Linked DNA regions of Homo sapiens: regions 1 and 3 are each linked to region 2. Evidence: read pairs that join two places in POLR2A ChIA-PET (ENCODE). Cell type or tissue: HepG2. All regions are shown on one strand.

Region 1 (2,500 bases), 120 kb before region 2:
GGGGGATTTTTTTAAGGCAGAAAAAGATAGGGAACTGAGAGGAGCACGAAAATAGACTTCAGCTCCATACCCGAGCCTCGCTGGGCAGGATGGAGCTGGCTGGCTGGGTGTATACTTCCCCCTCCAGAAAGCAGATCATTTTCAAACAAGAAATGCAGTTACAGTCTTCTACAAGCTGGAAGATAAAGTCAGGCTGGCGGATGATATCCAGGCACCCACCATCCCATGGTCTTTCTGCTTTGCTGGCGGGAGTTTGGGGAACTGGGATCTGAGTCTGGTCTGCACTGGAGAACAGTCTTGTTTTTACATTCCTAGATGATTTCATTGTTCGGGGTATTCTTGTGGGCTTCCTGGTTGTTGTTGTTGTTGTTGTTTTTTAAACGATAGTTCAGTTTCTGCTTTTTCTTTTGTGTCAGCACAGTCCGGTAGGACTTTCTGCCCCGGCTGCTGTTGCAGGTCACCTTCTGATTTGGCGCCTCCTAGGAATCCGTGTCCCCCATACTCCTGGCCCTGTCCTCTCTGCCCAGGCTATTCTTGCATGTTCTAAAACCAACAAACCACAAACCATTTTTCTTGGTTGACTCTGGGGAACCTAAATGAAAATGCTTAGCTGTCCCCAGGCAAAACTGGGCTGTGTTCCATATGGCTCCACTCCCCAGAGCTACAGCAGTGGGAGGGTCCCATTTTACAGATGGAAAAACTGAGGCCGTGAAGGTTGAGCACTGCCGCCAGGACCTAAGAACCCATTGCTGGGCTTCGAGTTGTTTACCCTCCTGACTCAGGGCTTTCCTGGACCCGTGATCTGAGCCTCAGTTTCCCTTCAGTTTAGAGCTTCCATGTGCCCCGCCTTCCCGGCCAGCCGTGGGGAAGCCTAGGCCCTGTGCAGGAGTAGACTTCCAGGCAGTTGTTGGCCTAAGCAGCCCACTGCATCCAGAGATCCTGTGACTCTGACCCACCCCAAAGCTCCCTGTCATGCAGGCGGGGCTCCTCCCCCCAGCCTGAGAGTCACCTGAGGTGTTATCTGGACCTTTCTGCCCTGTTGACACTGCTTATGGTGTTTTGCAATCAGAAAAGACAGGAGATTAAAAAGTGCCCGGCTGGGGACTTTGGATTTCAGCAAAGCGTCCTGGCCGTGCATTCAAGTTTTTCCTTTAGAAATCTGCCTCCATGGGGCGGCTGACGCTGCCTGTCCAGCCACGTGGCCCTGCTCCTTGCTCCACATGAGGCCAGGGTCCTCCACCCCCTGGCTCCCTCCCATGGGACAGGACCCCCCACAGGCAGGCGCACAGGCAGCTTCTGGAATGTTTGTGGAGTGGTTGTGTTTACCGTGAGAGCTGGGATTTGGGTGAGAGGCCCTCGTGACGGAAGCCGCGGCTGTGCCCCTGGCCTCAGACTTGTCAGGACTCACCCAGCTACAGATGGACCCCATGGGAAGCCCAGGGTGGAGCCAAAGAGGGGCAGCTGCACTTCCTCAGCCCTCCTGGCTCTGGTTCTGGACCCTGCAGACGTGGTGGGCTCTGGTCCTAGGGCTAGACCAGCCTCCGCCAGCCAGGGTCATCACCATCAGTGTCGTGACTTGGCCATGACCTGTGAAGGGGCTGGTGGACCCGAGGGTTCCGCTCTGTGTCTGCTGCCTGCAGCCTCCCGAGGTGCCTAGGTGGGATGGATGGAAAGGGGCACCACCTGCGCCCCTCCGCCCCCTCAGCCAGGCCCAGCCTTGTCCACCTGGGCTGCTTCCGGGGAGTCCTGAGAGCCAGGTTTGGATCCAGCAGCCCTTCCCGTATCCTGTCCCTTCCACACCACAGGATGAGCGGGAGGCTGCTTCTCTGCCGTTGCCCAGAGAGGGCCCTGAGGTCCTTTGCACAGCAAGGACAGGCCCTACTCCTTCCGGGCCCTGCTGTGCCAAGGGTCCCTCTTACAGGGCATCCAGAGGGCAGCCCCAGCCACCATCCTCCTGCCTCAGCAGGCCTCCTGTCATCTGTCCCACACTGTCTGTCCCACGCCATCTGTCCCATGCCATCCTGCCTCTCTGCTGGCCCCCAGGCCCCTCCCGTCCTGGACAGCTGGCACCTCTGCCCCATTCTCCACGCCCCTGCCTGTGTCCTGCTGGTCTCTGCCTGCCACCGGAGGGTGCCAGGGTGCAGGTGGACAGGGTGAGGGGGCCCACCTGGCTTCGGGGACATGTGGCCAGCAGGCCCTGGGAAAGCCTTGCTGGACATGAGGCTGTCTGGCACTTCCTCCCTGCCCTCCCCTTGGGCCCTGGCAGAATATGTCCGTCCCATCCCCATGGGCAGAGGGGTAGTGTCGGGCACACCCCTCCAGCTAGGGGGCCCCAGAGCTGCAGCAGAGCCAGAGGCCCTAGCCGCCGACTGAGTGTCTGCCCAGATGCTCTGGGTCCTGGAAGAAGCAGGTGGTGTGATTCAGGCCCGGAGTTCTAGGCCGTGCATCCCATCCGGGGTCCCTGCCCAGCCCCCTCCTCCTCTGCTTCCCACAAGCACGG
Region 2 (2,500 bases):
AACTCATTCCAAGCTACCGGCTCCTTGGGGGATCTGTGAGCTGCTGAATGCTGGGAGACTGGGCTCCTGATACCGACCTCGTGCTAAGAGCTGCCCAAGCTGGGGACACAGGAGCAGAGTGTCAATCCACAGGAGGCCTCTATCCTCAAGGGGCCACCATCCCCGACAGGAAGCGCAGGCAGACCCCAGGCCTGTAGGAGCTGCCCCTGGTGACCTGGTGATCAGTGACCCTGGATCCTGGTTCTTGGGGGTCTGGACTCCCACTTCAGCACAGGAAACAGTGGTGAGAAGCAGCCCGGGGTGAGTGGGGTGACTTACAATCAAGGGCCCTGCAGGTTTGCCGGGATGGGCATGCCCCCTGCCAGGGCGGGAGTGTGGACTGGGGTCCCCCAAGCTGGCTAGGCCATGGGCATCAGGGGAAGGGCCAGAGGTAACCCGGACTTCCTTAACCACAAGAAAATGACTCAGCTAAATTGAGGAAGACTTCCGTTTCGGCAGAATATTTTTTCCACTATGGTAAGAGCTTTTCGCCCACAGGCTCCAGAGGAGCTGGGTACCCCAGAGGAGGGTTTGGAGTTTCAGTTTGAGTAGTCAAGGCTGGTTCTTAATCATCCTTTTCAAGAGACAGCTCTTGGTTTTCCAGCAGGTGGCTGGGTAATGGGAAGCCAAGCCAGGTGTGTGTGTGTGTATGTGTGTGTGTGTATGTGTATGTATGTGTGTATGTGTGTGTGTGTGTGTGTGTGTGTGTATGTGTATGTGTGTGTGTGTATGTGTATGTGTGTGTGTGTATGTGTGTGTGTATGTGTGTTGGGGGGGGCGTGCAAGTGCACATTTGTGCCTTGTGGACTCTGGGGGCCAGGAAGGCAGAGATTTAGTCCCAAGCCTTCCCCTTGTCCAGCAGTAGGCCTTGCCCTGGTCTGCAGAGATGACCTGGATCCTCCAGTCCTCACAACCCTGCCAGCCTGAGCAGGGCTGATGGCTGCATTCATTGAGGGTTCAGTGTGCGCCAAGCAGCAGGCCAGGCACTTGCCCACATTGTCTCATTTGAGTGCTCACAACCCCTGGAGGTGGCCTCCTCCCAGATATCAGTGGAAGTGCCCAGAGAGGAAGGCAGCAGGTGGACACAGCCACAGTGAACCGCACACCGAGGCAGCCGACACCGCTGGAGCCCTCTTTGTGGCTGCCCCACCTGCCCGTTCTCCAGCTTCCGGAGACGTTGCCCCAGGTTGTCTGCTGTAGCAACAGCGGCAGCACTGGGCTCAGTAAGGCCTGAGGACTTTTTCCCAGGGGCCTTGCTCAAACATCAGCCCAGGGGTTATCAGAAGCTGTGCCTTGCCCTGGACTCTGGGGTGGAAAGTCAGGCATTTTCAATGCAGCCCTGAGCCCCAGGCAGGCTGGGTGCAGGTGGGGTCTTCCAGAAGTGGGAAGCTGGAAGCCCCCCACTTCCAGCCTAATCAGTGTGGCGAGGGGAAGCCCCGGTCCCGGTGTGTGGTGGGGAGGAAGGCCGGCTGCTTCAGGCTCCTGCCTCTTCTGGTCCAGCCCAGGTGGGCTTCCTGGAGGAGGGCACTGGCAGACTCTGACCTGGACAGCAGCAGTGAATGCTCTGAGAGCATGGGAAGTGCCGGACGTGATGCCCCACACCTGTAATCCCAGCACTTTGGGAGGTCAAGGCAGGTGGATCACCAGGAATTCGAGAATCAACAGGAATTCGAGACCAGCCTGGCCAACATGGGGAACCCCCATCTCTACTAAAAATACAAAAAATTAGCTGGGTGTGGTGGCACACGCCTGTAATCCTAGCTACTTGGGAGGCTGAGGCTGGAGAATTGCTTGAACCCAGGAGGTGGAAGTTGCAGCGAGCCGAGGTCGTGCCACTGCACTCCAGCCTGGGTGACAAAGTGAGACTCTGTCTCAAAAAAAAAAAAGAGAGTGTGGGAAGTGCTGGCCCCCAGAAAGTGACTGCCTAGGCAAGGAGGGGCTGCTCCCCACCCCCAGAGACGCCCCGTGCCTGCTCCCACCCAGCATGCTCCAGAGCTGGGAAACTGCTCCTGCTTCTCAGTCCCCTGCCAGGGCAGGTTATTCCCTGGGGCCTCACACTGTGAGGGGAATGACAGGGTACAGGGTCGTCCTTCCCCCGACATGGCCGGCTGGACCTCAGCTCTGCTAGAGGCCCTTCCACATCCTGCCTCCTGCCCTGGGCTGGGGGTCAGTTTTCCCAACCTGGAGGTGAGTGGGAGTCCGAAGCTGCCCCAGGGAGTGGGTGGGGGGGGCTTGCCCTGGTCTCCAGGGATTTCAGAGGACAGAGTTGACCTGGCTGGTGTGGCTCTGTGGCCAGGGCAAGGGTTCTGCCTGGGGCCAGGACATGTGTCCTGGCTGTGTGGCCTCCCCAGGGCCCAACTCTCTGGCCAGACTCCTGTGGGGAGGAGCAGGGGCTGCAGGGGGTGGGGGAGGTGAGGCCATCAGTTCCCCCAACCCCGAGGTGCCGCAGCTCCAGGGCAAA
Region 3 (2,500 bases), 110 kb before region 2:
GTCCCCAGAATTTCTGGCAGCAGATGGGGTTCTTCTACTCACGTCCCGTGCAGGGTGGGGTGAGCTGGAGGTCCTCAGCCCCGTGCCAGCTCAGCCAGCCCTCAGGGCCTGCCCTGGGACCCCGGCCGGAGCCTGCTGTCCTACACCCCTAGAGCCTGGCTCACACCCATCCATCCCGAGGGCCATGTTCCACAGATGAAGTGCGCTCTTTGTCTGGAGGCAGCTCTGAGGATGCTGCCTTTGTAGCTCGGTCAGGCCCGGGAGCCCCCTGGGGCTGTCACACTCCGGGTAGGAGGCCTCGGGGCTGTGATGGATGCTTTGAGGCTCCAAGGAGCTGGCCTGGGCCCTAGGCCCAGCAGGAGCGGGTGCTGCCTGAGGAGACCAAGTGGACCCAGAAGACCACTCAGGGGCTACGCTGGCCACACCTGGGGCCTGGGTGGCAGGAGCAGCGGGGCTTGTTCCTCTGAGCCCTGCCATTTCATGAGGCGCATGATGGGACACTAACCTAGAGGCCACCCTGCCCGTTCTAGGGTCTGAGTACACAGAGGAGTGGGGGATGGGGCACAACACTGGCTGCAGGAGAGCCATGAGAGAAGCTGGGGCTCCTCTCCTTCCAGGCGTTTACCAAGCATCCGCAGCATGCCAGGCACAGAGCAGAGTACGGGCACCACCCTTGCAAGGCCCAGAGGTCATAACCAGGCCCAGCTGTGCTGTGTGTTCCGTGAATTCTCAAAGTACAGGAAGGGGTAATCAGAGAGGGCTTCCTGGAGGAGGAGCCTCACCACAGAGGCCCACAGGAGGAATGGGAGCACATCTGGGAAAACGGGCTTGGAGGAGGTGGCCCCAGCTAAGGAAACAGCAGGTAGGGAGGGCCAGTTCTTGGGACCCGTGGCCTTGGTCCAGCCACCCCACCCAGGAGTGGGTGAGGGAGAGGCTGGAGACCAGGCCAAGCTGAGAACCTGGGCTTCGTCCGGGGCCGGGAATGGCCCTGTTTGCCCCGTTCGTTCTAAAGAGATGGCCCAGGCATCCAAGGGGTGTGCAGCGGAGGAGGGAGCCAGGCAGACTCCAGGAGGGGTGGGGCAGGTGCAGGGGTGCTTCGGGAAAGCCAGAATGAGGTTTGGTGCTTGCTGGGGGTTGGGGCACGCAGGGCAGCTGGTGCCCAATTTCTGCTGTGTGATTCTCAGTGTGGCATCTGGGTATAGGCTGGCTAGGGGCCGGGGGTGCCTTCCAGCCTGGACTAGAGAGCTTGACGGTGTCTCCAGGCTGCCAGGGTGGGAGGAGCCTGAGAGTGGGCCCAGGCCAGCAAGGGAACCCTCAAGTTGGTGCCCACCCTGCCAGCCTAGTGCAAGGACAGTGACCCTCACACACTCCAGGGGCCCCCGCCCAGGCGGTGGGTGTCGTAACCACCATCCGGGCCAGAGGCTGGGGCCAAGTTGCTGGAGGTTGAATCACTGTCACAACCCTAACCACACACAGGCAGAAACTCCCTGCTCCCGGCCAAGAGAGCTGTGTGCAAGGCCTTCCCCGAGGGTGCACAGGCAAGGAAGACCAGCGGCGCCAAGGGGACCCCCGGGCCGGCACATCTGGGCGGCGCCGGGCCTGCCCCCGGGAAGGGCCACCGCAGAGCATGATTTATACCTGATTCCCGCCCTCTGCGGAGGCTGGGCCAAGAACGTAGCCCACTGCTGAAGTTAGCCTGGTTGGAAAGCTGGCTGCACTTCCCGGGGCTCCCCTTTGGTGACCAGAGAAGGGCGCGTCCGAGAGGAAGCAGTTGAGCTGGGCTTGGGGCACGAGCCACTCACAGGAGGCCTCCCAGCCCCATGTGCCAACTTTGCAGGCTGTTGGGAGACCTGAGGGGCACTCACTTTATGCCAGGCCCAGCGGTGCCCTCGGGAGACCCCCACCCTCGGAGTGAGACATGAGAAGCAAACGAGCAGATCCGTCCAGGGGACGGCTGCAGGCTGGATGGACCGTGCAAGGAGAAATCACCAGGCCTGGGACAGCAAGGCAGGAAGGTCTCCTCTGAGAGGGGACAGCTTTTATGCAGAGACCCCTTGGATGAGGCATCACAGGTCAAGGCCTGGCACAGGCCATAGCAAAGGGCCTGAGGTAAAACGGCCTGTGTGCCTTGGGGTGGTCTGGCCTCTGGAGGATGCAGCAGCAGAGAGGAAGGGCGAGGTGGGCCAGGATTGTCCGGGCTGGGTTCTCAGAGAAGAGCAGCAGCAGAGGCTGGGCAGGCTTGGCGCACACCCCCAGGAACAAGTGAATGTCAAGTGTGGAACCAGGGCTGGCTGGTCATGCGCGATGGAGGAATGGTGGCCAATGCCACTGTCCGGGGTGCTGCCTCCAGCCCCCAGGTGACACAGAGGCTCTGAGAGCAACCCCCCGGGGCCTGCCTTGTGGCTGTTTGTTTGTTTGACCAGCGGCAGCTGAGGCTCACGGAGGTGGGGCTGTTTGACCAGCGGCAGCTGAGGCTCACGGAGGCGGGGGAGCGGCCAAG

Evidence for each region. ChIA-PET counts read pairs that join two places held together with the same protein. Peaks named below come from ENCODE experiments on the same cell type or tissue, not always from the same donor. Only the 100,000 strongest peaks of a DNase experiment are listed, where the experiment ranks them.
Region 1: POLR2A ChIA-PET joins it to region 2 with 5 read pairs; 2 of 35 experiments call an interaction of 5 or more read pairs at or near these places.
Region 3: POLR2A ChIA-PET joins it to region 2 with 6 read pairs; 1 of 35 experiments calls an interaction of 5 or more read pairs at or near these places.

The regions. Positions count from the first base shown.
Region 1 is chr19:33,402,332-33,404,831 of GRCh38, reverse strand. The region is part of intron 11 of PEPD (peptidase D); the gene reads left to right. It overlaps LOC124904692 (a long non-coding RNA gene), which reads right to left. Exons shown (of 2, transcript XR_007067229.1): 1 at 1,409-2,500; 2 at 1-543. Among named protein-coding and RNA genes, the nearest start is that of CEBPG, 30 kb to the right of the region's middle. In HepG2, a CTCF peak has its summit at 2,104 (motif pointing right); a DNase peak (open chromatin) is centred at 1,131.
Region 2 is chr19:33,278,691-33,281,190 of GRCh38, reverse strand. No RefSeq gene overlaps it. Among named protein-coding and RNA genes, the nearest start is that of CEBPA, 23 kb to the left of the region's middle. RefSeq lists an enhancer at 2,093-2,500. In HepG2, a CTCF peak has its summit at 1,251; DNase peaks (open chromatin) are centred at 1,270 and 2,460.
Region 3 is chr19:33,393,472-33,395,971 of GRCh38, reverse strand. The region is part of intron 12 of PEPD (peptidase D); the gene reads left to right. Among named protein-coding and RNA genes, the nearest start is that of CEBPG, 21 kb to the right of the region's middle. RefSeq lists an enhancer at 1-709. In HepG2, no CTCF peak of the experiment used is centred here; DNase peaks (open chromatin) are centred at 1,441 and 2,401; H3K4me3 peaks cover 844 bases.